2 separate regions of the Mus musculus genome follow, and region 2 is linked to region 1. The links are chromatin loops, found by intact Hi-C in ENCODE. Cell type or tissue: left cerebral cortex. All regions are shown on one strand. Links, peaks and the distances in the headings refer to the core of each region. The heading gives the core; the rest is flanking DNA.

Region 1 (14,664 bases), core at 1,978-9,977:
AGGCAGATGCAGGCAGATTTTTGTGAGTTCAAGATCACCCTTGTTTGCATAGTGAGTTCCAGGATAGCCAGAGCTATACAGTGAGATACTGTCTCAAATTAATAACAATAATAATAATAATAATAATAATAATAATAATAATAATCTAGTAATAATAAACAAATTATTTTAAAAAGAATAATTTTCTCTCCTACAAGATTTGAGTGTAAGTACAACTGGGAATCTTCCTATGGAGAACCAATTCATTAGGAAACTATTGTTAAGTTTGAATCTAAAATGTTCTTCAGAGGTTTAGATATTGAAGGCACCTAAAATCTCCACTAGTGCCACCATTTTAGAGGTAATAGCTTATCTGGAGTAAGTCACTAAAGGAGGAACTTCAAAGGTGACTCTTGGGCTCTGTGCCTCTCTCTCTCTCTCTCTCTCTCTCTCTCTCTCTCTCTCTCTCTCTCTCTCTCTCTCCCTCTCTCTCTCTCTCTCCTTCCTCTCTCTGCCATGCACAGAGGAGCTCCATGTCTCCACATTCACCCTTTCATTATGGTCACTCTCCCCACAGCTTAGACACACCTGAGCCAAGGCAGTAGACATCTGTAATCCCAGAGCTGAGGAAGTGGAGGCAGGAGGATACCTGGAGCATGCTGACCAGCCAGCTTAGTCAAATCGGTGAGAAACTGTGTTAAATAACAACCACAATGAGATGGAGAAGATACTGAGGGAGATCCATAGCACTGCTCTCTGGCCTCCACGTGCAAACATATACCTGCTGGGACTCATGTACACAGTCATATTAACATGTACATATATCACATACACACATACAAACATACAAACACACACATACACACCATGCATATAATAGGCAGATAATTTCCCTATAGTTGTATTATTCATCTTTCTATTGCTGTAGCAAAATAACTAAGACCACAGTTTATAAAGAGAAAAGGTTCATGCTCACAGTATTAAAGATTCCAGTTTACAGTTGCTTAGTATTGGTGCTTTGAACATTTGTTAAGAAAATTTGGGGTTGGTGAGTGGAAAAAGAGGTCTGAGTTCTCATAGTCTCTTTGGAAGACATATTCCCAATGACCTAAGAGCCCTGCTCCAGAAAGTCCTACCACTTTTCAGTAGCTCTATGTTGGAGACTAAACCTTCATTCAGCACATGAATTGGAGAGATATTTAATACACAAAGTCTAGAGACATGTATAAAAATGCCAGCTGAAAAGTCACATGAGGATTTTGGTAGTGCTGCTTCATGCTAAGGAAGTAACCTGGACCTTTTAAGGGCTATAGTCAGAGGAGACATTCCCTACTGGCTGGTTGTAATTCCAGCTCTTAGTAGGCAGAAGGACTACAGCAAGCTCAAGGTCAACTTGTTCTACCTAGTAAGCTCCAAGCCAGTCAAAAGAGACCTTTTTCCTCCAAAGGACATCTAAAACAAGATGCACAGGATTCAGTCCACAGTGTGTGTGCATTCGCACATGTGTGTGGGTTGGGTGTGTAGGAGGGTGGGTTGGGTGTGTAGGTGGGTGGGTTGGGTGTGTAGGTGGGTGGGTGGGTGGGTGTGGACATGTGTGCATGCATGTATGTGTGTGTTCAGTCATATCATATAAAACACAGTCATATACTTAATAATATCAAATAGATTTAATTAGTCACTGTGGGTCTAGTTTGAGGACTTGCTCTTAAGAGGAAAACACTCCATACGGGTTTGCTTATATGGCTTCCATCACAAATGGATAGAGATAATGGGCTGAGCATAGATCCTGGCAGGGAAATGTGCTTCTGCCCTCCTGTACCCAGGAAAACATGACAGAAATAAAGAAGACCCATTAAGAAAGCACCAGAAGAGTAATAAGGAAAGCTCACTGCCTCTTACTCTCATCTGTGTAACAAAGGACTGAAAGTTACCCTGCAAAACCAAGCAAAAACGCCATCTGTGCCATGGCTTCTGGAAATAGCTTAATTGAAAGTACGGAGAAAACCAGAGGAGCTAGCTGGCTTCTAATTTGCACAGCTCCATCCTACCTCAGGGTCTGTCTCAGAGATGCATGCAGCGGATACCGTACCCCATCTGCAAGTTTAAGGTCTTCTTCCTGCATCAGACTTGATGGCCTATCATTACCTCTCTCACCAATGTTAGGAACCCATGTAGGAAGCCTTAGCTACATGGCTTGAAAATCATCTTTGCTTTGAGACGTTTTAAATTTTTTCTTTGCCTGCTTGTGGCTGTGTGTATGTACTTGGATACATGTGTGCATATGTGTAAAAGGCCAGAAGACAACTAAGTATCATCTACCTTTTTTTTTTAATTTTGGAAAAATGATCCATCACTGGCTAGCAAACGCTAGGAAGCCCATCTCTAACACCCATCCACCTACAGCAACTCCCAAGAACAGGACAACAAGGAACAGGCTACCACACTCAGGTTTTATTATGTGGGTGCTGGATATCAATCAACACTATGTTGTTCTGCTCCTAAAGCAAGCCCTTTACCAACTTTGCAATCTTCCTAGATCTATGGATTTGATCTATTTCTAATGAGGGTCATGGATCACCAATGGTTACAATGGATCCATTCTGCTGTTTTTCTCTTAGCACATTTTTCCCAAGTTCCATCAAGATCCATTTTATAAGCAAGACAACACATGTTTCTCCTGGAACTGGAAGGCTCAGTTACAAAGGAGAGTTAACAGGGTGGCAGCTACCCAGCAAACTAAATAAGGGCTTGTTTTATTACGGCTCACCCCTGAATCCCATTGTTACCAACAGACCTGAGATCAATATTCCATCAGCAGAGGCCATCTCAATACTGAGAGTTCACTGGCAAGGTGCCACCCCTCTATACAATCCACAGCTACTGACCTACCACAGACCAGTGGGGTAACCTGGCCATTTCTGATAACCCACAAGGGCACTGATCAGAAAAGATCTCTTATCAGCTCATTATCTACCAGGTAAAGAACTCAATGACATCACAATTGATGCATCAAAGCAGGTGGCAAGTCATTCAAGCCGAGTTTGGACTTTTAGAATTCCAAAGTTCAATTGATTCTATTCTGCAAAGTAGTTACTTAGATTTGTGGCTGCACTACCAAGAAATTGAATATCTGGATTCTTGACTCAGATAGCCTGTCTTAACAGTTCTGAACCCGAGCTTTGGGGGAAGATATTTCTTCTTCCCTGTACATCTCTATCTATTTGCTATATGCATGGCCTCTGAGAGGCACGCCATGATATAAATTATTTATATATATAATTAGGTATATATATTTAAAAAGGGAAGGAAAATAAACATAGAGTTAGCTATGATAACTCAATAATACATAGTAAGGGAACAGATTTGAAGCATTCTCCCTAGTTTAAAGAAAAATTTTAAAAATGCATATATATATATATATATATATATATATATATATATATATATATATATATATATATATTCACGGAATTATAAATAAGGATAATTTGGGCTGAGGAGATGGCTGAATGGACAAAAAGCTTATTTTACAAGCATGAGGCCCCTGAATTCAAATCAACACTACACTCATAAAAAGCTAAGCATGGCTGCAGAATCAAGAGCTGTGGAGGGCAGGGGCAGAAGGATTCTGGAGGCTCACGAGCTGTCAACCTAGCTCCAGATCCCAGCAGAGAAAAGAGTGGAGAATGATGAGACAGGACAGCCAACTTCATCCTGACATGCAGAAAGACGCACACATATCACACACCTATGTAGCAACAACACAAATAGATAAACAGACAGACTGACAGATTATACATTTTACACTTGTGGATTTAAGCATGGCTATAGTCCAGTGTGTTGCTACATGCTTGGAATTCTAGCAGTGGGTAAGTTAAAGCAGGAAGATTATGAGTTCGAGCTAACCTAGCCTACACAGTGAAGTGTATCTCAAACAAATGGAAAAGTTAACACTTGCATTGCACTTGTTTGTGGGTGCACACATATACATGTGTGTACAGATGCCTAGGAACTTTAGTTACCACACTAAGCAATTTCTATGATTCTACTAATTGTGTTCCATAGCAACTATTCCCCATAGAGAACAACCACCTTTACAGATTGGGAAACTGAGGCACATAAAATCAGGGTAATTTATCCAAAGTAAAAAGAGCCAGTGAGTGTATGGTAAGAAAGATTCTGAGAAACCTCAACACTATCACTGTCCCCTGTTAACTGCTCTAAGAACTCAATGGTGGGTCAAGCTCCCTCCACAAACACATATTAAGTAGAACTTGAATGGAACAAAGCATCATTAAAGTTCTCAGTACTCTTGTGGAAGCATAGTAGAAATAATACCTCCCACTTCTGTGATCAGGTCAACTCTGGAAAGCAGTTATCAGATGAGGAAAATGAAACATAAGGGAGCAACACTGGTCCTATATTCCTGCAGGTTCTGGAAAGACCCTCACAGCCTAGCCTACACAGTGAAATCTCTCTCTCTCTCTCTCTCTCTCTCTCTCTCTCTCTCTCTCTCTCTCTCTCTCTCTCTCTCTCTCTCTCTCTCTCTCCCTCTCTCCATAGACACACACACACAGATGGAAAAGGGGTCCTCATGTCCCACACTCTCAACATGTTCACGCCCCACCCACTCCTCTGTTCTGTTCTGTGATCTGATCTTTCCAATGCCCACTGATTCACCTTCTTTTGTCTCCTGCATAGCCTTCACTCTTGCCTTCTCCAGGGTCCAAACAGTCAAAACCATGTGCATATAGTTTCACTATCCAGCCCAGGCTAGCTTCTAATTCATATGTTCACATACCTGCAGGCTAAGCTGACTACACACAATCAATGCCCATATTACTGCCACCCTTTCTTGGGAATCTCCCTCTTGGTGTTTCTACTCTCCCACCTACCCACACACAGAGAAAGCTTGAACAAGAATACACTGAAGAGTCAAGGACAGAAGAAGTGGATGGCATGATGGTAATAAGTCTTTTAGCTGAGTTAGGACATCTGACTGCCAAGCTGCTCCTTGCCACTAATTTTCTGCATAGCTTTAAAGACAGGGCAGTTCTTCACTTCTTTGAAAAGAGGTCATTAGACTACTCAGGGATTACAAATCTCTATTGGTGTGTAACTGTCTACTACTGGACCCAAGGTAGACATTACTAATCACTTTCAACTAGGCCAAAACAAAATGTCTCAGTTCTTCTTTATAGACAAACACATTAAGAGAACAGAACTTGTAAGCCAACATTAGCCCCATCACCCCAAATGTGATAATCCCTAAAACTATTTCCATTATTCAATTTGTTCATCATCACACACAACTTTCCTTTCATTTCCATATACCTTCAATGGAAATCAAAAGAATGTATGGACAATTTGTCAAGATCAGGAGTTTTGAAAAGTGTTAAGCAGTTCATTGGTTCACACATTCAAATTCAGCATGAATTTGTAATAGAGGAAGAGCCAGGAGCCAGGCCTAGTCATGAGCAAGTTTTCTTCCCTGCTATCTGTCTCTCTGCCTCTCCCATCTCCTCAGCCTGCACTGTGTCTCTGGTCTGAATCAAAGACCACACTGTCCAAGACTGGGAATGCATGGTCCTTTCCGTGATGTTTACATACAGATAAAACTGTCTGACAGCACATTTCTCAGAACACATTCTTGTGGCTAAACAGTGCCTGGCTCCTGAAAGACAGAACGAGTGAAGTTGGGAAGGAAAAGGAATGGAGTGGAAAGGGAAGCCATGGGCTAATAACCTCTGATTCTGCTTCCGCTTCTGCTTCTTCTGCTTCTCCTACTTCTTCTTCTGTTTCTGCTTCTTCTGCTTCTCCTACTTCTTCTTCTGTTTCTGCTTCTTCTGCTTCTACTTCTGCGTCTGCTTCTGTTTCTGTTTCTGTTTCTTCTGCTTCTGCTTGGGACAAAGTGCCTGATCTAAATACTCTTCTGGATCCCTCTATTTTTTTCCACTAATATCTTACATTTTTAATTAAAATACAATTACATCATTTCCTCCTCCCTTCTCTTCCCTCCTACCCTTTCCATATCTGCCCCAGCTGCCTCCCATATTCTAAGAAGGCAGAGACTCACACTAACCTAAACCAAGGTGTCCTGGAAGGCACAGGAAACTTTTGAGGGATGGAGCTCCCTCTACTGGGCACAAACCATTTCTTTGGCCATTTCATCAACTAGGATATAAGCAATGCCTGCTCAAACCAGTTGCCGATCTAAAAAAGCTACTATTTTAATTCAGTGTGGTTTGCTCTGGTCTGAAAAAATGCAGCTAATAAGTCCACAGCCTATACTGAACACCTACTATGTGTCAAGCAATATAACAGTGAGCAAGCAAATACAAATCAGTGTAAGGGAAACAAACAAACAAAACCCTGCATATGTGTGTGCACACCAGGGACTTAAACCATGTGCATGTGGAAGGCATGCTGTAAGGATGAGAATCCAGGAAAGCTGCGGAAAAAATTGTTTTCTGAGCTGGTGTTGAGATCCAACTGAAAGATAACTAGCTCTCTGGACACAGGATAATTTCATCGTATTAAAAATATTAACTAACTGAGACACAGTATCAAATGTTCCCATTTCTGTTTGTGCTTTCACGTGCCTGCTCCTGAGAGTTTATGGATGCTTTAAGGACAGGAGCTACAGCTCACCCCAGGGAGTCCTTTGTATCAGTTACTCTCTTCTTTGTCACGACATAATACCATCAATGGCAACCTAAGGAGTATGGTCAATCGCAGCTGGGGAGGCATGTCAGTGCCAGCAGGAAGCAGCTTGGCACATTGCCCCTGCAGTCAGGAAGTCGAGAGGGAGCAATAGTGCTACTCAGCTTGCTTGCTTGCTTTCTCTTTTTTATTTTAGGACCCCAGCACTTGGGTTGCTGTTGCTCACATTCAGGGTGGGTTTTTCATCCTTTGTTACCACTTTCTAGAAACACCTCCCTGGAGATATCAAGGGCATGTTTCTATGGTGATTTTTAAATCCTGTCAAGTTGACAATCATGATCAATCTTTGTACTCTTAAATGGAGGTATTTAAACAGAGCACAAGGGCTACCTGGGCTACCTGTGCTCTGTGTCTGTGTGAATCTAGAAAAGATACCATGAACTTGTATCAGCTGTGTTTTCAGCAACATCGCTCTGACTTAGCAGCAACTAGAATGTTAGTAACTTTAAATTTTGGCATCATACTCAAAATTATTTTTGAATTTTATTATGTTTTATGTGTTTGAGTGCTCTGCCTGCATGTATATCTGTACACTTACTTATGTGCCTGGTACCTGCAGAGGCCAGAAGATGATGTTAGACCATGTAAAGCAAGAGTTATAAACAGTTGTGAGTCACTGTATGAGTGCTAGAACTAGAACCTGGGTCCTCTGCAAGAACAGCAACTGCTAAGCCATCTCTCTAGCACCTAGAAACTATTTTTATAATGTGAATATTTTCTTAATCCATTCTGAAGGTGGTAGGCCAGAAAAGTGGCTTCAAAGACATAAACAAAATACACTCACAATAAGGAGTGTTTTGGATATAATGTGAAATGTTCCATATAGGTTCATGTGATTGAATGCTGTCCTCTTTGGTGGTGCTGTTTAGGAAGGTTGTGGAGCCTTGCTGGAAGAAGTGTGACACTAGAACAGACCAGGAGATGTCATAGTCTGGATCCAGTCTATGTTCACTGTTTCCTGACTTTGGATGCAGTATGACCAGCCAGCCTCCTCCTCCTGTCACTATTCCAGTCCCCCATGATCAACTATATGCTCTCAAGTTAGTGATACATGGAGTAAGAGAATGAGCATTCACCAAGCGCGAGCTGGACTCAGCCATGGACCCATGCTGCTGCATTGTGCCCTTGTATACAATGGACACTGTCGTCTTCAAATGGGTAGTAAATCGATATATTTCAGAGTCTAGGTCACAGTGGCTCCATATCATTAATAACAACATTTTAGACAACTATGCCTAGATAATGATAAATACCTAGATAATTATTTTAAACTGTCAACTTATACCAAGATCTGTGCCCACCTTTTGTTTGTTTGTTTGTTTGGTTGGTTGGTTGGTTTTCTTTTACTTGAACAATGTCACTTAATACTAGGTCCCAGATCACATTTCTGTCTCAGTTGCTGGAATACCAAGAAGTCCCATGCCTGATGAAAAACCACACAGATGCTAAGTGAAGGATATTGGATTCATTACTCTCCTCTATATCAAAGCCTGGGCTCCTGGCCTTCTTACATACAGCACTGTTGGATGCATAGACAGACTGTACCTCCTAAACTTCTCCAAACAGCACCACCCAGTGGGGACCAAGTATTTGCATACTGAAACCTAATGGGACATTTCCCAGTCAAACCTCCACATCTATTTCCCGTGTAGCTTTACTTGCTATCTACTCTATAACCTGAACTTAGGCTCGCCTCCCTGAATACGTAGTGTATTAATCAGGGTCATGGATCCTCACAGCTTAAAGGCCAGCCATATCTTAGTCAGACTCTCATACTATGTTAGCTGATATACCAGCTAAAGTACACAGCCTAGGATGCTATAATAAAATACCACAGACTAGGCAGCTTAAAATGACAAACTTTTCTAAAGGCAAGAGTTCTAAGATCAAGTGACCTCTTGGGTTGGTAGATTCCTAGTGAAAACTTTCTTCCTTGTTTATAGATAGTTACTTTCTTACTATGTCCTCATTATACTAGTAGACAAGGGATTAGATATATGATATAATTGAGGAAATCAACAGCTATATCTTAGTGGCTATGGCTTCTTGTGTTTGGAGTGACTCTTTGCAGCTTAAAATCCCTGATGCTGAAACTAAGTTCTTCCCACTGTATCAGAAGTCAAATCACCAGGAAATTTTCTGATGGCCACACATGCATACCAGTGAAGGCGCTAAATCCTCAAAAGACCCTGGTTTCATTATATTGTGATTTTCTTTGTGGCTTTAGCCTCTCCATTTATGGACTTTTTAAGATACTGAGGCAAAATATCTTATAGGGCAGATTTATTCCAATTTGGTTTGAGAGGTGGGGGAAAGGTTACTTTGCCAATGCATATACCACCCATCTCATAACACAAGGACTGAGAGAGGACACAGTGGGGAAAGTCCTTGCTAAGCAAGAATGAGTACTTGAATTCAGATCCCCAGCACACATTCAAATCAGATACGATGAAGCATAACCCCAGTGCTAAAGAGTGTGGAGAGATGGGCATATCTCTGAGACTTTCTAGCCAGCCACTCTCGCCTAAAAAGTACCTTAAAAGATCCTATCTCAAAATAACAGGTTAAAAGCAATAGAGAAGGATACCTAGTATTGACCTCTAGCCTCTCCATGTGCATATGCACAGATACACACATAAACACACACACACACACACACACACACACACACACACACACACATGCACACACATGCAAATGTGCATATATGTACACACAACATAGATAAGCACACAGCCTCCCACTGACCTATACCCCCAGCTCCTGTCTTTACATTCATATCTCTAAATTTCTCTAGAAATCATGGCCCCACCATAGAGTAAAAACTCCAGTGAATATTGACTAAATACAACTTCATTCCAATGCACCCACCTGCTGGCAGTCAGCATGACCAGCTGTGTGTCACACAGGAACAGAAACATGGCCCCAGAGCTGTGCATGCAAGGTTCCTGGGTGTGGAAGTTAGTAATCATCCAGCCATTCAAACTGAAGATAGTTATGGGACAACATAAAAAAATAAAATGAGATCTATCCAATAAGGGTGAAAAAAATCCCAAAAGCAACTGAGTGGGTTCATCAGTCACCCAAGTTATATACTCTGAGGCTCTGAGGCAGGGGATGCGGCAAAGGCTGGGTTACTTCTGCTGGACCTCAACCATACAGGCTGAGACACTTGGCAGTCTTGCTTATTACCTAGATTAACAGTAATCTCTCACTGTTAGAATTATAAGGCTTTTCATGTTGATGAGGGTGTTCGCAAAATAATCAGGACAATACATGATCACTGTAGTCAGACTGTTATGCCAATAATATGTATATGCATAAAACATAAGTAATAATATTTTCCAGACATAATTTTTTAACTCATACAGTTGCTGCCCATAGAAAGATGAATTTGTAGGCTGATGAAATGGTTCAGAGTGATAAGGTGTTCACTGTACAAGCATGGGGCCCTAAGTTCACATAAAAGCCAGGCCTAGCAGCACACATCAATAACCCTAGTACTGGGATATCTATACATAGACAGATTGTAAATGTTATATGTATGATTATATGTATATAACCAACCAATCTGTCTGAAATTCTGAAATGACAAGGTCTAGATGTACTAATATATATATATATATATATATATATATATATATATATATATATATATATATATGTGTGTGTGTGTGTGTGTGTGTGTGTGTGTGTGTGTGTGTGTGTGTTTGTGTGTGTGTGTGTGTGTATCTCAAAAAGTACTGGAGAGCATTAAGAAAAAAATGAAGTCAACCTCTAGCCTACATACATACCTTCATGGGTGACCATGTTCATGCTTATCACAACACAGAAATATAAGTGAAAGAATGTAAAAATAGGGGCATGGGTAGGGAGAATGTGTTCTTGGGCTATCTTTAGTCATTGAGATAATTTTCTTTTGTTTTTGTTTTTTTTTCAGAACTGAGTATCTTATGGAATGGAATCGTGTTTCCTGGAAAAAGACCATTTTTCATCAAATTCTGTAAGAGATAGGTGCCACATTGTCTCACTCCTCAATGAAGTGAAATGAGTGAAATAAGATGACAAGGATTATAAAACAAATGTTGTGACTAATTTGCATTGAATTAGCAGGATTTATTATTAATAACATAATGAGAAGCTTATAGTCATAGAAGATTAATGGCATATCAAATAATAGGTTGGATGTTTATGAATATTGCTGTCACATCTGATTTCAGCATCACTTAAGACTTGAGACAGAAGTCTGGTAGCCAATGATGTTGGCTCTGAATATTTGACCACTTGTCTTAGTAGGAGGGCAGAGGCTAGTATCTTATGACTTCTAGCAGCACGTTAGGAATACAGAATCTTAGCGTTTTCCCTAGAACCATCTCAGGAAAATTTGTTCTTTACTGAATATTATTACCTGGGTATATACAGTTCATTGTTTTGTAACAAAACCCCTGAGATGGTGTCTTAGTTAGGCTTTTACTGCTGCGAACAGACACCATGACCAAGGCAAGTCTTATTAAAAAATATTTAATTGGGGCTGGCTTACAGGTTCAGAGGTTCAGTCACTTATCATCAAGGTGGGAGCATGGCAGTGCCCAGACAGGCATGGTGCAAGAGGAGCTGAGAGTTCTGCTACTGGAAAGGCTGCTAGTGGAAAACTAACTTTCAGCCAACTAAGGTGAGGATCTTATGCGCACACCCACAGTGACACACCTACTCCAACCAGGTCACACCTATTCCAACAAGGCCACACCTCCAAATGGTGCCACTCCCTGGTCCAAGAAGATGCAAACCATCACAGATGGTGACTAAGGAGGTTTATATGTGCTCATAGTATGGAAGTTCAAAGGTATACCATCTCAGGGATTTAGTTACAAAAGCAATGAGCTGCACATATGCAAGTAATAATACTCAGGAAAGTACACATTTTCCTAAGATAGTTTTAGGGGACAAAGCCATTTCAAGCTACCTGATACTAGTGTTTATAGATCTAGAGGCCTGTGTGTAAAAATATTGCACACAGGCATGGCCCATGGCTTCCTTCCTGTGACTGAATCCTGAAAGGAGGTATTGTTGAGAACTCTGGGACATATTTTCTGAGTCTTTGGGGATAGGATTCAGGAATCTGCACTGTTAGCAGTCCTCCCACTATCTTGTTGATGTTCTAAGGCCTGGAAAGCAATATTCCATTATACTCCCTTCTTCTTGGGTTTATACATGATAACCCAGGTATAAATCCTTTTAAAACTAGAGAGTGGAACCAAAAATGGGAGAAATATGACAAGGAAAAATTAATCTAGGGAACTGACTCCTAAAAGATAATTAGATTTATTCATTTTAGAGTCTGAGGCAACTCCTGTGCCTCCTTTTAAAAGTGTCTCTTCAACCCAACCCAAGTTAGCTGGCATCGAATGAGTCCCTCAATCCAACATTAGTTGAAGCTGGTAAAGTGACTGACTCAAGTAACAATGACACAAGCAAGCACCACCCAAGGCATAGAATCTTGGCTACACCACTGAGACACACATGTCAGTTTTCCTGACTATGACTCTAGAGCTCCTCCTCAGCCAGCTGGCCCTGTCCTGTATCAAAGCCATCACACTGCTAGTCTTCCCACCAAGTTTGGTATGATCAACCCATCACCACAGAGCTGATAAGGCAATGGTGATAGTGATGGTGACAGAGTCACCAACACTCCCTAATATAAGTAGAGAGAAGGCATCTCTGTCTTGCACCACACCCAGTTGCAAGTGATACTCAGAGATGTTATAGTATGTAAAATGTGGAAAGTCAACTGAAAGAAGGACCCCATGAAGTAGCTTCCATGAGGTCATCGTTTAGAATGGGGACCTTCATGGCAAGGTACCTGTTTTGGTAGTCACCTATGCTCCTTTAAGGAACCCCCTTATTCATGGTTCTGTGAGCCACCTCAATTAATCTGCAAGCTCAGCAAATTAGACCTTGGTGGAACAATTATGTTGATCTGTCCTCAGGGCCCCATCTGGGGTGATTAAATGTTTATTCGTGTCTCCCCAGGAAAAGTTAACACAACACTAACCAAGGAAACAGACTTCTTCCTGCTTGCCCTAAACTCTGCGTGTTGCCTGAAGTTGAGCTAGAGAAAAAAAAAACCTCCAGGTCAAGGATAAGCTATAAGCATGTCCTGCATAGCAACCATGATGGTTAAATGTATTCAGTTGGATTGGGCTCTGATTTCTTCCTTTGTGTGTCAAATATATCCCTAAGATTTAAAAATAAATTAGTAACATTTTTACCTTTGGGGATATAAACCGTCCACTGACATCTGAATGCGCCAGCTGCCTCAAGTGAACCGTAGGTTTGATGCTGAGTTTTGTCCACATCATTAGTATATGCCAGTGATGGAGAGAGACTCATGCTGTGTTCATGCTAGTGGATCTTTAGAGTCAGAGTCAGTATGGTGAAGATGTGATTCCGAGCCCAGTGAGACTTAACACTGTATAGGCTAAGTTCAAGACAGGGATATAAGGAAACTGTTCCTTGTCGTCTAGTGCCTTGCTGAAGACTCAAGTATCCACTCAGAAGGACATCTGTTCACCTGAACCCCAGACCCCCCCCCCCGACTCATGTTGCCCATCCAGAATATTTTATCCTTACTTTTACTAATCTACAGTGTTAATGATTTCATGTGCTGAGTTGTAGACTGAATGTTTGTGTTTTTTCACAAAGATAATGTAGTGAGGTCTTATCCCATTATGCAGGTGAGGCCTCTAGGGAAATAATGAAGGTCTAGTAGCATAAGAGTGTTAGTGACCGAGATTCAAGAGGAAGCTGCTCTGAACAGTGTAGCTGGATCTCCCTCCAACCTCTCTCTGTCTCTCTCTGTCTCTCTGTCTCTCTCTCTGTCTCTCTGTCTCTCTCTCTCTCTGTCTCTCTCTCTGTCTCTCTCTCTCTCTCTCTCTCTCTCTACATATATATATATATATATCTGCAAAAAGCTGAAAGACTACCTACAGTTACAAAGGTCCCCTTACAGCATTTCCTCTCTAGTGTCACATGGAAACGTGGAAACGTGGCCACAAGCACTTACTATGGGTTTCTTATCACATGGTATGGGACCTCTCCTCCCTTAGAAACTTTTAAGACATGGAACCCCACTCTGGTTAATGGTCCTTAAGGCTTTCTTTGGAATATGCAGCATTCATATATCTTTACCCTGAAAGACAATTCATCTCATTGTCTTTCTTTTAAACCTGCTTTCCTGTCCTCTCCTTCTCTAAGGTCTGACAAATTACCGGTGTCCTTATCAAAAGAGACACCGCTGAGCTAATATTTCCTAGAAAATAAAAATGTAAAGTTTTCTTCTGTTCAGCAATTGGAAAAAATAATATTGATAAATAGGTATCATAAACAAAATGGTCCCTAGATTCAATATGACTCCCATCAAAACACCAATATAGGCTTCAAGTAATTTTTTTTAATTCTAAAATGCAGATGTAATCACAAAAGACAGTAAAATATCCAAGGGAAGTCTGATTAGAAAGAACCATGCTGAAAGTATCACAATATCTGACTTCAAAATGCACTAGAAAGCCATAGTGAAAAAAAAAAAAACCCAGTATGGTATTGGTATGAAAATAGGTACATCCACTAAAGAAATAGTGTGTCCAGAAGTGACTCCACACATTATAACCTTCTGACTCCCACAGATGCCTGGAAAATATGCATCAAAATATGACCCCCATAATAGTGGTACTGGGAAAACTATCTCCACACACAAGCCATAGTGCACACGTGCACACACACACACACATAAAGTAGAATTTTAACCATATATTTCACCCTATACAAAACCTAACCAAAGAAGGTGAAAAATCTAAGTGTATATAACTTTTCCTCTCTGCTTGGACAAGAGAGAAGAATCGGAAATTGAGAGAACTTGTTATCTTTAAAGGAAATGACATTTGTTGAGACACATGGGCTGCAATG
Region 2 (17,061 bases), core at 5,546-13,545, 1.5 Mb before region 1:
CTGGTGGCCACCCTTTTTTTTTTTGTGTAGTGCATAAGATTGGAGTAATACATGGAGTCTTGGAGCTATCATTTTAATGATTGGTTTGACCACCCTAAAACTTCTATATTCTATGGATTGACCTTTCTTTCTTTACCCTGATCTTTTTGCAGCTAGAGACATTTTTGTGGGTATAGCTGTAGACACTCTAAAGAGGTTTTTATCTTTCCAAAATTTTCCCATTTGGAATCAAACTATAAGTGACATTTCCAGACTTCCTTCTTTAACATAGCAGAAAGTACTAATTGGTCCTATCCATGTCCTATAGATCAACTCTTTTGATGAAATATGCTCTCCTGCTGATGGATGAGTTTGGCTTTTTATTCACTTGTTGACAATGAGTTTGCCTCCTATAGGTTCACAAGTTGGAGCACATGGTCCTGCATTAGTAGCATATTTTGCTAGGGCAGCTGTGTTACTAATGGGTGAACTTTGAAGCTCAAAATTCTCCCACCATCTTCAATGAATGTGTTGCCTTTTTATTGGGATATCTATATGTCCCAAATAAATGCTGTCTTGTTTAACTATATGTTGTCTTCTTTGTGCTATTTTATTAAAGCAGTAGAAAATTTACAAAAACAAAAGCTATCTTAAATACTTCTGAGTTTGGTTAATTATGACTAAAGTAATTATAACTCTGTTGGTAAACAACAGTGATTTTATTGTAAGTGCATGTAAGCTGTATGAGGGTCATCAAGACTGCCTTCAAAAGTACTGCAACACCATTCATTCCCAACCGAGTGAATGAGCTCCTCCCACTCTGTATGTGTAGTGTATACTACTATCTACAGTAACATTACTGTTATTAAAATGTTGACTGTCTCAGGGATGATCAGTGCCATGGTAATATTTGCATGTTGCTTAAGCTAACAATGTTTTAATGAAGTCACACAATCCTTAACAGTGGTCCATCTTTGAACAGACACCGAAGTCAAAGGGGACCCATTGGTTAGATCCACATCCCATGCTCTTCTCTCAAGTGGTGACTATAAGAATAGCAAGTTATTTGGAGATACCAAACTCACCAGACAAAAGTTATATGTAATTCAACAGGAAAGAGTACCAAATGATATACTGATATACATATCAGGTACCCACAAAAATGGAATCAACCTTCCTGATCAAATATAATTATTTTAAAGGCAGCATTCATATTAAAATCATTTTATTATAGATACAAATTTTATGTTACAAGAGCCAAGAAAAGAGCCTCTGTACATGTGCAGTGGAGGCTGGAATAAATGGAAATATGGTATTCAGTTTATTGTTTTGAAGAAATGTAGAGTAAAATAGATTTACTTTCAATATTAATTCTGTATTGTCCACATTGATTCATGAGTATATTTAGCCTCTTTCTGTGTGAAAGTTATCACACAGTGGAAATGAAATAAATAACACCCTAGAGGTCTTTTACAATTTAAATTAAGCTATTATTCAATGTAATTACTAGACTGAATGTTTTAAAGTTTCTCTAAATAAGAACTATGAAGGTTGTTTATTCTACAAGATGGTTCATTGCACAATTATGAATAGTCAGCGATGATCATAGTGTATGTTTTACTCGAGAATATATTTTTGGCAATGAATATACAATGCCCATTAATTTAATCAAAGACTTTTTACATCTGTTGATTCAATAAATGCTCTTTGAAATTGAATACATTGGCCAAATAATAGGCTGCCAACTTAAAATGCAAATGATGGGTCCAGATTTTGTACTAGGAAAGAGTACAGAGCACCTATATGTCAAATGATTATAGTTGCTGTCAGGAGTTATAGATGTGACCTGGATAGTAAAAAGCAGATTTAATGCAAATATTTCAGTTTTAAGATGATATATGTCCAATGATTGATTTATTCTGTTGTTTATCATTAGCAAATCTTAAACCATGTGGCATCTGACAGTTTTAAATGTGGTTTTTACAGTCAGCTTTATCCACTGAGAATAGTTCAAAGAAAGCAGTTTGTAATTCTAAAATATTCCAAAGACTTAATTCAGTAATAAATACAGACTGAACTCAGTTCTACATTGGCTCTGTAAAAATCACAGAATTATTGTGAAAAAAAATCAAATGGATGGTAGACTATGGTTGTACTCCTTTTATCCAAAGCTTTTATAACTTTAGTGGTTGGTAATTAAAAAGAAAAAAAAAAACACTAGAAAAATAAGAAAAGGACAATGGTTTATGCAAATGACATAGATTTTCCATATGACATGAAACACTATATATAGAAATTTATTTTACATCTTCCTAAAATATTTACTGTAATAACATGATAGGACTAGGAGAAAAATCCAAATTGATCAAAGAATCCCTGTAGAGCTCCTCCCCCCCCCCCACATAATCATAATCTACTCCCCTTGCATTTGAAAGGAGACAAACTAGTTTTTTATCTGCTTTTGTAATAGCCAACACAAGACAAAGAACCACCCAACAAGACTGAACTTAGTTAAGCTTGTTAAGCCTGTTCACATTTTTTCAGGTATCCGGAGACATACTAAACTGTGGTGTAAGCTGTCATCTAACCATCAACTTCTAATGATACTATGAATTAAACCCATTCGTTTGTCATTTACCTTGTCATTGCTGTTGTCATTTTTATTATTCTATCACCATTATTTCATTTCCATGCAACTTTGAGACAGTCTGTTGGTACATGGCCAAGAAAATCAAATCCAACATGCATTCTGTATTTTTGTATCCAATCTGTATTTTTGTTCTAAGTTGATTTTTCTTCTTAATGTACAAGAGAACAAATGCACACTCTGAATTGAAGTAAATGTTTTTAAAGACAGAATGTATCTGGCGTGGATTAAACTACCAGAATAGCTTATTTGGATCCGGGAGTTTCACTACAGGTGGAATAATTTGCATAAGCATAAGCAATAAATGGTCTTGAACCTATTTAATCATTCTGACCTCTATTTCATCATCTTCAAAACTGAAAAAGCAAAGCAAATGGTGAAGTAAACACAGACTTAGCTGATACAGCCACTGTTTTTCAAAACATAACTGAACCATCACTGTGGGCTGACACTTTACCTTTTTTTGTTTTAATCTATTTCAGTACTTAAAATAGTTGTACATTGTTCTCCAGGCTCTCTTGACTCTTTCTTGATGTAGCTCCTGGCCTGTGATTCTTTGTCAAAAATGAGATCATACTTTCTTCTGGAATGCTGGATTTCAGAAGTTTTCTGTGGTGAATACCACATAGCCTCTCTCTCTCTCTCTCTCTCTCTCTCTCTCTCTCTCTCTGTGTGTGTGTGTGTGTGTGTGTGTGTGTGTGTGTGTGTCTATCACTTATAGTATTTCCCAAAGGATTCACTAACAACTGATATTTGCCAACATTTATTTATTCAGTTTGATCCCAAGAGGAGAGACATTGTTATTTGAAGTACAGATATAGGTCTCAATATTTCTTTTATTCAGAAGGGGGCACACTTGTGCTTTTAATAGAAGATGTATTCAGAGCTGCCAGTGTATGAAATGTATGGAGACTGTAGCAGAGGACAGAACTCCACTCTGTTACCATGGTCCCGTAAAACATGTATGCATGGCAATGTTATGCATTCTATATTGAAAAAAATGCAAACTTGATTTTTTTCTCCATTTACCTCAACGTTCAGAATTTATTAAGTTGAAATCTTTGCAGCTTTCTCTGACAATTATCAGAGCAATTAGCTTTACTCTTCATGACGATATCAGTGCTCATGGAACTAGTATCCTTTGATACTCTGAATTCATCAACTCGATATACTTCAAAGCACTTTTCCCATTGGTATTCATTAAAAACACATCATCACCCAATGCCAGGATGATACTGACTCATTTGGAGGAAGAAGACTTTATCTGACCTTCTCTCAGTCCTTCTTTCACTAGGATGTTCACTGAGTCATGGCCTTCTTTGGATGATATTAGCTAAAAGAAGAATCATAACCATCTTGGGATTATATTATCTGAGGAAAGCATTTACATTGAAAGTTTTGATAACCACAGTAATGTTGACCCTAGTGTTGTCACACCAAACATAATTAAAATTTTTGGTCAATACTAAAGTCCAGCCAGGCAATGATAGCTCATACCTTTAATCCTAGAACTCAGGAAGCAGAGGCAGGCAGATCTCTGAGTTTGAGTCCAGCCTGGTCTACAGAGTGAGTTCTAGACAACAGAGAAACACTTTCTCATAATCAAAAAAAAAAAAAAAAAAGAAGAGTAATAAAATCTAAACAGTTTAAATCATATTAAATATATCTAAAATTTGGAATGACTTTAGTAAAAAAATACCATTAATCTTTATAAAACATGCATTCATTTTTATATTTTAATATATCAAATGGGAATATACGAATTAACATGGTCATTAGGCATCCACAATAAGGCAGACAATTCTCATTCAATTCTTAGTGTTTGTAGAAAATCTAATTAGTATTTTCTATAATTTGTCAAATTATATGCTAAAGGAAACGGGGTTTTAGAGTGATATGAATAACTGGAATTATTTTCAGCCATGATAAAACCTTCCCTGTTCACTCTCACATTTCAGAGAGTTGATATGTCTCATTTCTTCAACAAATTTGCCCTTCAAGTAGGAGTACTCATGGTAGATGATGTTGATAGAGATGTAAATTAGTATGACAATTGTTCATCTGAGTCTAGCATTGTACATACTTTGACTAGGTATTTAAGGTCTTTCTTGAAGACATAATCCAATGAAGAGGTAACTACAATAACATACTGATTGCCATGATCCTTAAAGTAGCAATAAGTTCATCACCATGTGAGCACCAGTCAAGGAGAACTAATTAAGTAAATCCTGGTAAAGTCCTTCAAATGAATGGCTCATAACTTTAAATGCCTTAAAATTATAAACATTACTTATCTTAAAGAGTCAAAATACTTAGTAAATTGAAAAAGATACATGTATGTATGTTTCAGAATAGCTAATTATATGAGTGATAAATATGTAATTATATGGTTATAAAATGAATGCTTGAATTATATCTTTCAGAAGGTTGTCTTAACATCCTGGTTTGTTCATCTCTTTTATAATCTATCGCGTGATACCTACTGTTTTACAATACATATTCTTACTACATATTATGTAGAATGTACTATCCTTAAAGTACATCTGGAAAATAAAACGGAAGTGACTTCTGAACCCATTTATCCTTAAAATCAGATTACTTGACTTTTTACAGGGAATAAGAACAAATGCAGATTTTAAGCATATAGTAGTAATCAAGCTATGTAATTTTCAGTGAGGGAGAATGGAGGAGTCAACAAATATGAATTTCAAGGCAGGAACTAGAGACATTTTCTCCACTACCATGTAGAACTTTGCTTTTTCTATAAGTGATTATTCTGAGGAAGTTGGACCATATCATTAGCAGGATCTCTTCTTGTTCTGCCCTGGAATTTCCATGCATAAAATTAATTTGGCCTTCACACTTTAGCAAATGTGTTGTGGTTCTCAAACTGCTAGCTGAATCACTCACTCCCGATTCCTAGGAATTGAGCATCCATATCACAGTGCTACAAAAATCAGGCATGCATATCATCCTTAATTTTTTCCTTATCAAAACATGACAGAGTTCATCAGTTGTCAATCTCTATGAGAAAGGAGTGTGCAGATCTTCAGCTCAGATTAAGGAGGAGTAAAACAAATGTTAGCAGGAGGCATGATAGATAGAAACTTCTGAGGGTTTTGGAGGATTCTGTCCATTAACTGAGTCATAGTTAAAAGTCTCAGGGTCAAAGCAATGGTACAACTTATCATGATGATCACCAAAATTTTGGCCTTCATCCTTCATCTCCTGTTCTTTCAAGATGGCAATCTCCTGTAAGAAAGATACCCTCATGTCTACCATTAAATTTCTTACCCTTGACCTCTAATTCTTAATATCAAGTTGACAAAATTGTCAAATGTTCATTAAGTAACAATGGTACTATTGACTCAAAACTAAGTGCTTCTCTGTTTAAAGGAACAGATGATTGCCTTCATTGCATGATAAAAATTATTTAGTCATTCAGTATGTAAGCATTTAGTAATTTGTGTGGGACAAAGTAAGTTACTCTGTGATTCTACCTGTGAATTTTTTCACCTGCTCTATGGCTAAGTTAGACTTCAAAATCACATATACTACTTTCCTTTTCCGTGCAAATATGGGGCGATCTTGTATCTCTATGTGTGGTATTTAATTGTTAGGAAATTTAATTTTGTTTTCAAGTTATGTGTTAATTAATAACTTAATTAACAAAATTATCCATATATGTGATGTGGTAAGCAATTTGGGAAAGGAATGCACAGGAGGGAAATGCCTATAGATGCCAGAGGGAAGTTCTGAATCCCCTGGAGATAGAGTTATAGGAGCCTGTGAGCCACTCCATGTGGGTGCTGGGTTCCAAACTTTGAACCATAAACCATCATCAACCCAGCTCCTAAGACATGTTTTCTTATGTTCCTGTCGATATCTCATCTGCATATTGAATCTGAACATTTTCTCCCACTCTTCCCATCCAAGTTTGGAAGCCCATCAACTTTTACTCAACCTTAGCATTTTGCTTAGGGGTTTTTTTCTCTATTGTGGCATTTTCCCGAAATGTTCCTTTCTTCCCATGTGTGGAAACTCATAGTCTGGAAAACTTCAAAAACTGTTTAGGTCATGCCACTGTCACATGAAAATCCTCATTGTCTGCATGAGTTTGAATAAATTCCGTTTTCTTCGTGTGGCTTGTAGGGTTCTTCCTGGTCTGGTTTGGGTGTGCCTACATTGTTTGGAATTCTTCTTCCCATAGTTGGTCAAGATTGTTTCTGACCGGAGGACATAGCATGATGACTCCTAACTTAGGGGTTTGTAGTTGTTCTTTCTTTGATGGAAAGTGTAATGGAAAGTTGGTCTTTCTTTACACTTTTGGGAGCAATTACAATTGGCACCTATTCCATCTGATCATGCTAGCTGTAGCATCTCTAAGGTCACCCATCCTCCAAATAGCTCATTGCCTTGTTTTCTATCCTTCATCATAACATTATCTGCTCTTGGATAGATGCTGCTGCTGATGATGATGATGAGGAGGAGGAGTAGGAGGGGGGAAGATGGGGATGATATGAATATTATGGGATATTATTGATTTTTATTATTTAATACTCCTTTTCTCTTTCCACTCATATATAATCTTTCTAAGGACAGGAACACAGTCTCACTTGATTACTATTGTGTTCTTGCTTCAGACAACAGTGGTAGACACAGCTGTCAGGAGATACACATATTCTAGTTGCTCCAGAATTATTATTTCTGATTTCAAAAGGACTTTTCCCTCCAGGTTAAATCCACTTTCCTGAGACTCATGGCCTAGTCATACTCATCTCTATGAAAAGTATGTAAGGCTATGATAGAATGCTACCAAGTGTGAAAGTATCAGCCTCCTAGGGATATTAAAAATAAAATGAGATTGTAAATATTAAAGACGATGTCTCAGGGAAAAGAAAAGAGAACAGTATGAATGGTGACTCACATTCTACAGATGAAAAACTAGTGTCATCCCACAGCCACTTGAGGGTAGAGGCAAGGGCTCTTGGAGTCCCATCAGAGCATCAGGAAAATGCTTTTACATAGGCTCTTCCACTTCAAAATGAGTATCCCTTACACAAGAACTACAAGAGTTCCTCTTGATGTTCTCCTGAGTTGGTCTACCCTAGTGCAGGTGCTTCATAAGCTAGCTAAGGCCAACAAATGGCCTAGTTCCCTACCTTCAACATCTTCCTCCAGAGAGACTGGGATCATCCTGCAGTCCTGTATGCATCCACTGTCTTGTTTTATGCAGTGCTAGGGATCAAACTGAGAACCTCTAGTATGCAAGACTTGCTCTCTACCCACTGGGCTACATCAAAAGAATGAATAATATCTCTTGAAAATAAAGAGAAGAGACATCTACTCTTTGATAGAAATGTCATGGGGATCAGTAAAAATAGCCTATGGGAATATAAGATGGAAAATTCCAAATATGAATCTAGCCTCTGGCCTAAAATGTAAGGGAATAAACTACTTATTAGGTTTGATGGGAAACTATAGAAAAGTAAAAGGTTTGTAAATAAATATCTCAAATTTGCAGCTTAGTTTCTGATTTCCCATTCACAAAACTTTCCTACCCTGAGGGTAACAATTTTTACTTTACTTTCATTTAAAAAGCCAATATTTTATATTTTTTCCTTTTTCCTGTTTTCTTAATAAATAAGAATATGTAGTATTATTCATGTGAATTCTATCATCAATAAATACAATGTATTGGTATTATAGTTTCTTACCTTCTCAGGACATTAGATTTTACTAGAGCAGAAATTGATACTGACTGGTACATTAGTATATTGAGTTATACCATGTATTTGTATATAATCCATATGTTCAGCTATCTATAGTCCAGTATCTATGCAATGTGCTGTCGTTTAAATGACACTTAAATAGTATATAATTGTGTATGTGTTCATTTAAACATGCATGCATGCACACACACAACAAGACAGACACAGGCATGCGGGGTGAGAAAGAGAGAGTGAGGGAGGGAGAGAGAAAGAGAGAAAGAGAGAGAGAGAGAGGATACACTTCAGTGCTATAGCAGGAAATTAGGAAATAATAGGTCTTATAAAATAACTTATACACATACTTAGTGACTAGAGATGCTGAATGACTTTTTGAGATGTATTTGAAATATAAGAATGAAGAATTTTTATTTCCTTAGAAACAACACCATGGCTTGTACATGGTAAACAGCTCTGAAATAGTCTTGTCTCTAACGTTTAATGTTATATTTATTCTAGTCAGTTGTTTCACTTTTGCTTCCTGTTTTGATCCAATATGATCCATCTCATTTTTTATCCAATGTTATCCATTGATATCTGCAGTAATTTAGTCATAATAATGATAGTTAGTTGTTCTTGGTGTTCATGAAACACCTGCAGAATGAAGCACCTGCAGGATGAAGCCTGTGTATAGAACTCAAAAACTGATCATGCTGTAGTCTCACAACAACCAGAACAAAGAGGGTAATCATAGGTATTATTTACATTGGAAAGATGATGACATCTCTATTCATAGAGATGTAAAATACAAGTTTCCACATCCAGGAAGTGAGACCAAGAATGAGGTTCTAATTCCATGCTTCAAGAACTTGAAAATTCTTACCTTCTTCTTGATACTGATGCCAGATATAATGAATAAAATCTTCAACTTATAATCACAATTTCAATCTATATTTTGTGCTTTTTTAAAAAAATTAAGATTTTATGAAATTAGTTGACTAAAAGTATGTCCACCATCCTATACCCATGCAATATAATAGTGTTTCTTGGAACACATCATTCGGAACTCTTTTTCTGACCCTTACATATGCAGTAGTTTTGTGACTTGATTGCAGAATAAAAGGCAACAGAAGCAAGGCTATAGAACTAGTGGCCTATATCAAAAAAACACTTAAAGAAGCTAAAAAGGTACTGTAAGATTGGAGTAGATGTGGGCTACAGTTGCCACTCAATCTCTCCTAGAAAGTAGATCTACCCATGCTAGCTAATGTGACTAATTATAGATATTTAAACAAGACTAATAAAAGTTAATGGGTTCATCCAGGTGAGCTGAGAAAAAAATTTTGACTTGAGAAATGTAGACTAAATAATTACATTTGGGTTATAATGCAGAACTAATTCAAATAACATTTTATTTTTATTTTAAGAAGAGAAAACCTGGGATCCATCTCATATGCAGCCACCAAACCCAGACAGTATTACTGATGCCAAGAAGTTCTTGCTGACAGAAGCCTGATATAGCTGTCTCCTGAGAGCCTCTGCCAGAGCCTGACATATACAGATGCAGATGCTTGCAGCCAACCATCAGACTGAGCAGGAATTTACAACGCAGGCACTACAGAAAGGACTGGAGGAGCTGAAGGGGTTTGCAACTCCATAGGAAGGACAACAATATCAACCAACCAGACCCCCAGATCACCCAAAGACTGAATCACCAACCAAAGACTACACATGGAAGGACCCATGGCTCCACCTATCTATGTTGCAGAGTATTGCCTTATCTGGTATCAATGGAAGGGGAGGCCCTTGTTTCTGTGAAGGCTTGATGTCCCAGTGTAGGGAAATGCTAGAGTTGTCAGGCAGTAGTGGGTGGGTGGGTAAACTTCCTCATAGAAGAAGGAGGAGGGGTATGGGATAGGGCATTTGTGGAGGGGAATTTGGGAAGGGAGATATTTGAAATATAAATAAATAAAATAACCAATAAAAAAGAGAAAGAAAAGAAAAGAAGAGAAAACTGGGTTCAGAAATGCTCATACTGGCTTTCAGAACTAGAAAGTGGAGTAAGTTCCTTTATTTTTGCAGGTGTATTTTTAATCTGTAGGCTGAAGTGAATATACACATGTATTCTGAAGTTGCATATCTTTTGTCTGCCACCTTATTCCATGTAGGATAATCTTTGAGTTCACTCTCTGCAGCTTGCATTGCATCCCATCTTTGCCAGCTTCTGGGGAAACTGTCCAGAGCTGAATTTGTCACCAGGATATGCTGTGAAGTGGAAGGGCTCGTCAGAAGTAATGGACACTGTGTGCTTTATTTTTATTTTTATGATTAAAATATAATTGCTTTGTTTTTCCTTTCTATTTCCTTCCTTAAAAATCTACCCATATAATTCTTACTGGTCTCTTGCAAATGTGTGTCCTCTTTTTTTTTTCCTAATTGTTGTTACATGTGTGTGTGTGTGTGTGTGTGTGTGTGTGTGTGTGTGTGTGTGTGTGTGCAAATGCACATACACCTGCATGTATGAGAGAGATTCATATCCAAACCAAGCATTTAGCTCTAAAAGTTATTCCATACAATTTGTCTTCTGTACTGTAAATACAAAGGTTCAAAGGGAACTATTTCCATTTTAAAATCTCACTTGCAAAATTATGAAGTACCTTGAAATTTTAAGTGAGGCAGTCACTCCATCCACAAAGTCAACCTACAAATGAAAAGGCACAGGCTTTAGAAGGAGCAAATGTATTTTCAAAAAAGGAAATCTTCATTATAGCATCTTAAATGCCATTCATTCAGGGAATGTGAATCAACAGCAATAAAAGACCTTGAACAAGGCTATTTAAATAAAAATGTTCTTCAGCTTGTAGTACTGTTAAAACAGCCTTAAATTTATGCATTATTTCCTGTATCTAAAAACATGGAAATGAATTTTAATATAATTCATTATGGTTTATTCTGAGGTAGCACTAAGAAATGTAATACTTTTCAATAGTTTTGTTAAAATACCCTTTTATTTCCATTTCATCAATTAAAATTAAATATTATACAAATATATACATTTTTATTAAAAAATCTAGTACATACTTTTCCAGTTTGATGATAATTTTATGGCAATCTGAAAACACAATAATTTAACAGCCATTTTTTTTAGATTCCACATTACATACATACACAAAAAATTACTGTTAAATAACTCAGGTGGTTTATATTAGTGGAGTCCAAATGGTTGTGACTTGGTTCCAGACATCATTAAGCCTTTAAGGAAATTTAGGGAAGCTGAGACACATAATGTAGTTTAATCACCCTGTGGGTGGATCCACAATGTGTATAGCAGTTGCATATTATAGGATCTTTGATTTAAAATTGGTAGGCTAGAAAGACTCCAGACAATATCATATGCAGAGGGATACCAAACAAAAAAAGGGAACGGGATATACATTCCCATTAGAGTGATCTTTCTACTGAAATGTTTATGTGGATACTGCATTCCTTAGAAGGTGAGAGAAGGACCATATATAACATATACGCAGAAGTTTGAATTCTTGAAAGTATGAAATACAGCAAGCATGAAAGGTTGGAAACTATTACGGCTTCTGTATGTGAAGTGAGGCAAATCCAGGGAAGAATGGTAGGTTGTTTCTGGAGGACTAAAAATGAGACCACTAATAGCATTCTGAATCTGTGGACACTGAAAGTTAGAAAAAAGGTCCGAGCTGAACACAAGTCTTGGAGTTATGCATTATAACTGATCCTATTGAATATGTGACTTTACCTAGGCATGGCATAGAAGAGAACGATTCGAAAACTCTGGGGCCAGAAGAATTAACAAGCAACTCAAGAAGATATATGATACTGAGTACTAACTTCAGAACATCTCAAAATACTTTTCAAGTCTATATCTTTAACAGGCAAATCTTCCTTTTTTGTGTGGATTTTATGGAGGGAATCATCTCATCCCATTCTGAAGTAACAGGAGAAAAAGATCTCACACAGTAGTGTAACGAGTATTAAAACATAAGAAATATACCAAAGGGCTTGGAATATATCTCAAAGGCTATGAGCACTTTGCTGCTCTTACAGAGACCCAACACCCAGCACCCACAAAGTAGCCCACAATGTCCCATAACTACAGTTCCCTAGAGCTCAGCACCCTCTCTGACCTGTGGAGACACCATACAAGCACACAGTGTATATCCATGCATGCCACAAAAGCACTAGTACACATAAAATCAAACAAATAAATCTTTCAGGGAAATACTGAAGAAATGAAGAAAAGAGGAAACAAGGAAGGAGATACAGAGAATCAATAACAGATACTGAAAGAGAATTAAAAGGCCGCAGTGTTGTTGGCTATTAGAGAAGAAAGAAGATATAAGCGAGGGATGGTCAACACAGGGCAAGTGTTGAGAGAGAAAGTTGAGGGCTGAAATACACCCACTCCATGCTGCAAAAGGGGGTCATAGCAATGCTGGCAAGAGAATGTTGTAGGCTGAAGCCAGATTGCAGTGGGTTGAATATGTGATGAGGATGAAGACACCAGAAGCAGACACACAATCTTTTAAAAGAAGTGAGAGCTTGAGAAAATAATCTGCTGGGGAATGGATGATTTTGAAGCAGGAAGTGACCTGAGTGGACATTCTGCTTCATCCCCAACGTGATCTATCTAACTAGTACCCCCAGAGCTCCCTGGGACAAAACCACCAACCAAAGAAAACATAGTGGGACTCATGGCACTAGCTTCATAGGTATCAGAGAATGGCCTAGTCGGTCATCAATGGGAGGAGAGGCCCTTAGTCCTGTGAAAGTTCTATGCCCCAGTATAGGGGGTTTCCAGGGCCAGGAATGGGAGTGGGTGGGTTGGTAAGCAGGAGGAGGGGGACAGGTTAGGGGGTTTTCGGAGGGGAAACCAGGAAAAGGGATAACATTTGAAATGTAAATGTAAAGAAAATATCTAATAAAAATTTAAAAAATAAATTCTAAAATATATGATATTCTTATAAAATATATAGAATTCATTGGAGTATAACTTAGATGTCACATGACCATTTGGTAGAAATACCTATTTCAATAGATTGTCAAAAATCATAATGTAGTACAAATGTCACCAGAATGCATACTACAAAAACTCCTCATCCTCAAACACATTCCTTTAAACCAACACACAACTAATTAGCCTCTGTCCCATAACAGCCATATATAAACATAGATGCATTTTCTGTCTCTATGAACTTTAGTTTTCTATATATTTGATATAAATCATGCATTATGTACAGTTTTGTATCTTATTTCTTCCTTGATATGAGCTATAAGATCCTCACTTCCAGCAAGCATCAGCTACATCTACTCCATGTTTTATTGCTGAATTATATTTCATCAAGTCCTCATACTACCTTTGGTATGTTTACTTATTCACTCATGAGTGCCTGGGTTACTTTAAATTTGTCTATTATTTATAAAGGGTGTTGTTATGCACAAATGACAAGATAATAAATAAATAAAGAAACAAACAAACAAACAAAATACAAATGAGAAAGAAAAAAGTCAGTTTTTCCCTAGGTGCAGATGATGTAGTCCTGTACATAAGAGCCTTTCACAAGCAACATTACAAATTGATGAACACTTTCAGGAAAGAAGCCTTTTCTATGAAGTCAGCTTCTCTCTTGTTTTTAATATCCTTATTTTCTTTCATTTTCTTTCTAACTGAGTCTTAACAGGTGGATATTATATTTGTGCTCAAAGTTGAAAGATACATTAGAAAGGAGCAATGAGACAAGTTCATTAGAGATATGGGTCTCTATCATCTTATGCTAAAACATAACCAATTGGGAGATGTACAAAATGTTAAACTTCCAACCTATAGCTTAAAGCTCTATATTCTGCCTTTAAAATAAAAGGTATGAAGATACCAATCTTTGAGATAGTGCAATCATTGAAGGAGATTTTATTTGATATAAGTTAAATCCAGGAAATAATATACATTCATATTTTGTAATTTAAAATAAAGTCAGAAGTGTAGTCCAATAAAACATGATAATTTAGCTTCTAAGAATGTTTTTCATCTCTATTTTAAAAAGACTTCTCTATAAATATAGAATTGGGATTTTTATTAGATACTGATAATATTCACAATGAATTGAACTCAGCTTTCCTCCATTCTTTAAGAATAACAGAAGTCAGGAAATTTGCTAAAATAATCTGCAAGTAAAATTCAATGTTAAGAATTGACTACTTTTGGAGTGGATGAAGGGTTTTGGAGGCTGAAGAGATGGTTTGATGATAAGAATACCTGTTGCTCTTTTAGAAGCCCTGGCTTCAGTTCTCAGAACCCACATGCAGCTCACAACAGTTGATAACTCCAGTTCCAGGAATTCAGTTACACACATGTGGTACATACACCCAGGAAAAAAAATATATATATATATAATTTTTAAAACTGATTTAATGGGGAAATGATGTTTCAGCTACAAATTTTATTGCCACACAATCACATTTTTAAATTTATCTGTGTCTGAAAGTGATGATAATATCTTTTTAAAATTGGCTACTATTGTAAAAGAAATATGCTGTAAAAGTGTGAGGCACTTAACTTCCTTAGAGGGCACTTTCCGTTTCAGTTTACCACATGGCTTTTTCCATGAAACACCTAAAACTCACATGAAATTTCAGTCACATAGAGTAATTGTGTGTGTGTGTCTGTGTGTGTGTGTGTGTGTGTGTGTGTGTGTGTGTGTGTGTGTGTGTGTGTATTGCTGCCTTTCTATATCCTACAATGATGCCCCAACATTTTTGAGGTATAACTTTTAATGACATTCATCAAGTTACCCCTTTCATGGTGATGCTTTATAACATTAAAAGGAAGACTGAATGCATCTAAAATGGAGGCATGGTTTTCGGGAAGATGGCTTGCTAATGAAATACTTTAGACAGCTTGGCCCAGTGCTCAGATGCAGGATTCTTATGGGGAAATTAGGGATTCCATTTTTGACCAATTATGATCTCTCTTGGTTTTCATTTTACCTCTTGCAGGATACGTGGATTCTCTTCAGCTTCCAATCATTTTACCACTGTGTGTGCAAATGAAAGTAGCAGCAACCAAGTTACTATGTGAGTTAGGCAACAGACACGTTTTTATGGATGAAAAGAGTACTATGAATTATATTTTCAACTTTCAACTCCATTTGGAAAAATGTTTCCATTGCTTCTTTAAATGTTGTCTTTCTAATGCCTCCTGGCCCATTGAAACTTTCAGCTGAGTATATGAGTATATTTTAGTATCTAAAAAAGAACAATCTGACTGGACATACCCTGCCAGAAAATACCAGCAAAGCCAATCTTCAAATTAGAGTTATCTAAATATTCAATTACAAATTGTCAAATCCACTCAGAATTTAACCTATATTTCCTTAATTGGAATTGACCTATATAATTCCTTTAAAGGATTCAAAGTGCAAAGAATTTTATTTACTCTTTTTTTATCTAAGACAAAAAAAAAATCCATGGTTAAGCATTCAGGTGTTAAGGTATTCCACACGAAGAATGAGCTGCCCTAAGAGGACATGGATGCCCCATGTCCCCACACAGAGCCAACACTTGGATGGTGAGAGGAAAGAACATAAGAGTCAGAGGTGAGGGAGGATTGATAGGAAATAGTGTCTTCTGGATATGACAGAATCATGGTCCTCAGAAGCTCACAGAAGCTGAGACTGCCAGAATAAGCCCTGCACAAGACCACACCTTTCAAAGTTGCAGCATGGATTGGGGAGTTCCTGGCCCTAGCTGAAGAGCTACTGACATTGATGGCTGCTGAAGAAGAGAAGGAAAACTTTGGACATGACTGTGGCCCTTACTGCTGGCCCATGTTCCAGTGGATACATTCCCCCCTCCCACCTCCAAAATCCATGCAAAACCAGGAAGCTCTAATTGGAGTCTTTGGGTTAAACAAATAAAAAACAAAACAAAGCAAACAAAAACAACAACAACAACAAAGATGGAAGAGGATAAAGAGAAAGTGGTATTGAGAAAGGAAGATGGGAAGGGTTGAAAGAAAGGAATTTGAGAGGAGGGTCAGTAGAGGGGATCTAGGAAGAGTTGCATGAGAGAATGTTTAAAATTATAGAAATAGAGTGTGTGTGTGTGTGTGTGTGTGTGTGTGTGTGTGTGTGTGTGCAACATTGTCAAAGAATGATAAAATATGTTAAGCATAAAAGCATACTTCATATAGACACTGTAGTATGGGGATGTAGCTTTATGTGGTTAACACATTTAAGTTCCTGCATTGAATCACTCCATTGCAACACAAACATATTCGTCAACCTCCATCTTATCTCTCCTGAGATGTAAAAAGAAAAAATGTATCTCTCCCTCTCCCTCTCCCTCTCCCTCTCCCTCTCCCTCTCCCTCTCCCTCTCCCTCTCCCTCTCCCTCTCCCTCTCCCTCTCCCTCTCCCTCTCCCTCTCCCTCTCCCTCTCCAGCCAAGTTCCCTAGGGATAGGAGTGGGGTTTTTGTTGTTGTTGTTGTTGTTTAACTTCACTGGATATTTGATGCACTGAAATATTTTAACTGAGTTTTTTGAGCTGCAGAAAATTGAAGCTGAATTTATAAGAGCTTTTCTCATGCACTCTAAGCCCAAAGGTATGATTCAGTTTCAAAGACATTTTTGAGGGAAACTTGAAAGTGTACAGGCAGTGGAACAAATATTTATTTAATTTCTCTCCCAAAGAGATGACAGTA

Evidence for each region. Hi-C counts contacts between places; a loop is a spot of excess contacts. Peaks named below come from ENCODE experiments on the same cell type or tissue, not always from the same donor. Only the 100,000 strongest peaks of a DNase experiment are listed, where the experiment ranks them.
Region 2: a loop joins it to region 1, with 2.2 times the contacts of the local background. A loop is called at or near these places in 3 of 42 quality-filtered maps.

What each region holds. Positions count from the first base shown.
Region 1 is chr6:112,085,230-112,099,893 of GRCm38, forward strand. No RefSeq gene overlaps it. Among named protein-coding and RNA genes, the nearest start is that of 1700054K19Rik, 120 kb to the right of the region's middle. In left cerebral cortex, for the core only: CTCF peaks have their summits at 6,121 (motif pointing left) and 8,260; DNase peaks (open chromatin) are centred at 6,117 and 8,275.
Region 2 is chr6:110,542,232-110,559,292 of GRCm38, forward strand. No RefSeq gene overlaps it. Among named protein-coding and RNA genes, the nearest start is that of Gm20387, 95 kb to the right of the region's middle. In left cerebral cortex, for the core only: no CTCF peak of the experiment used is centred there; DNase peaks (open chromatin) are centred at 9,917 and 12,815.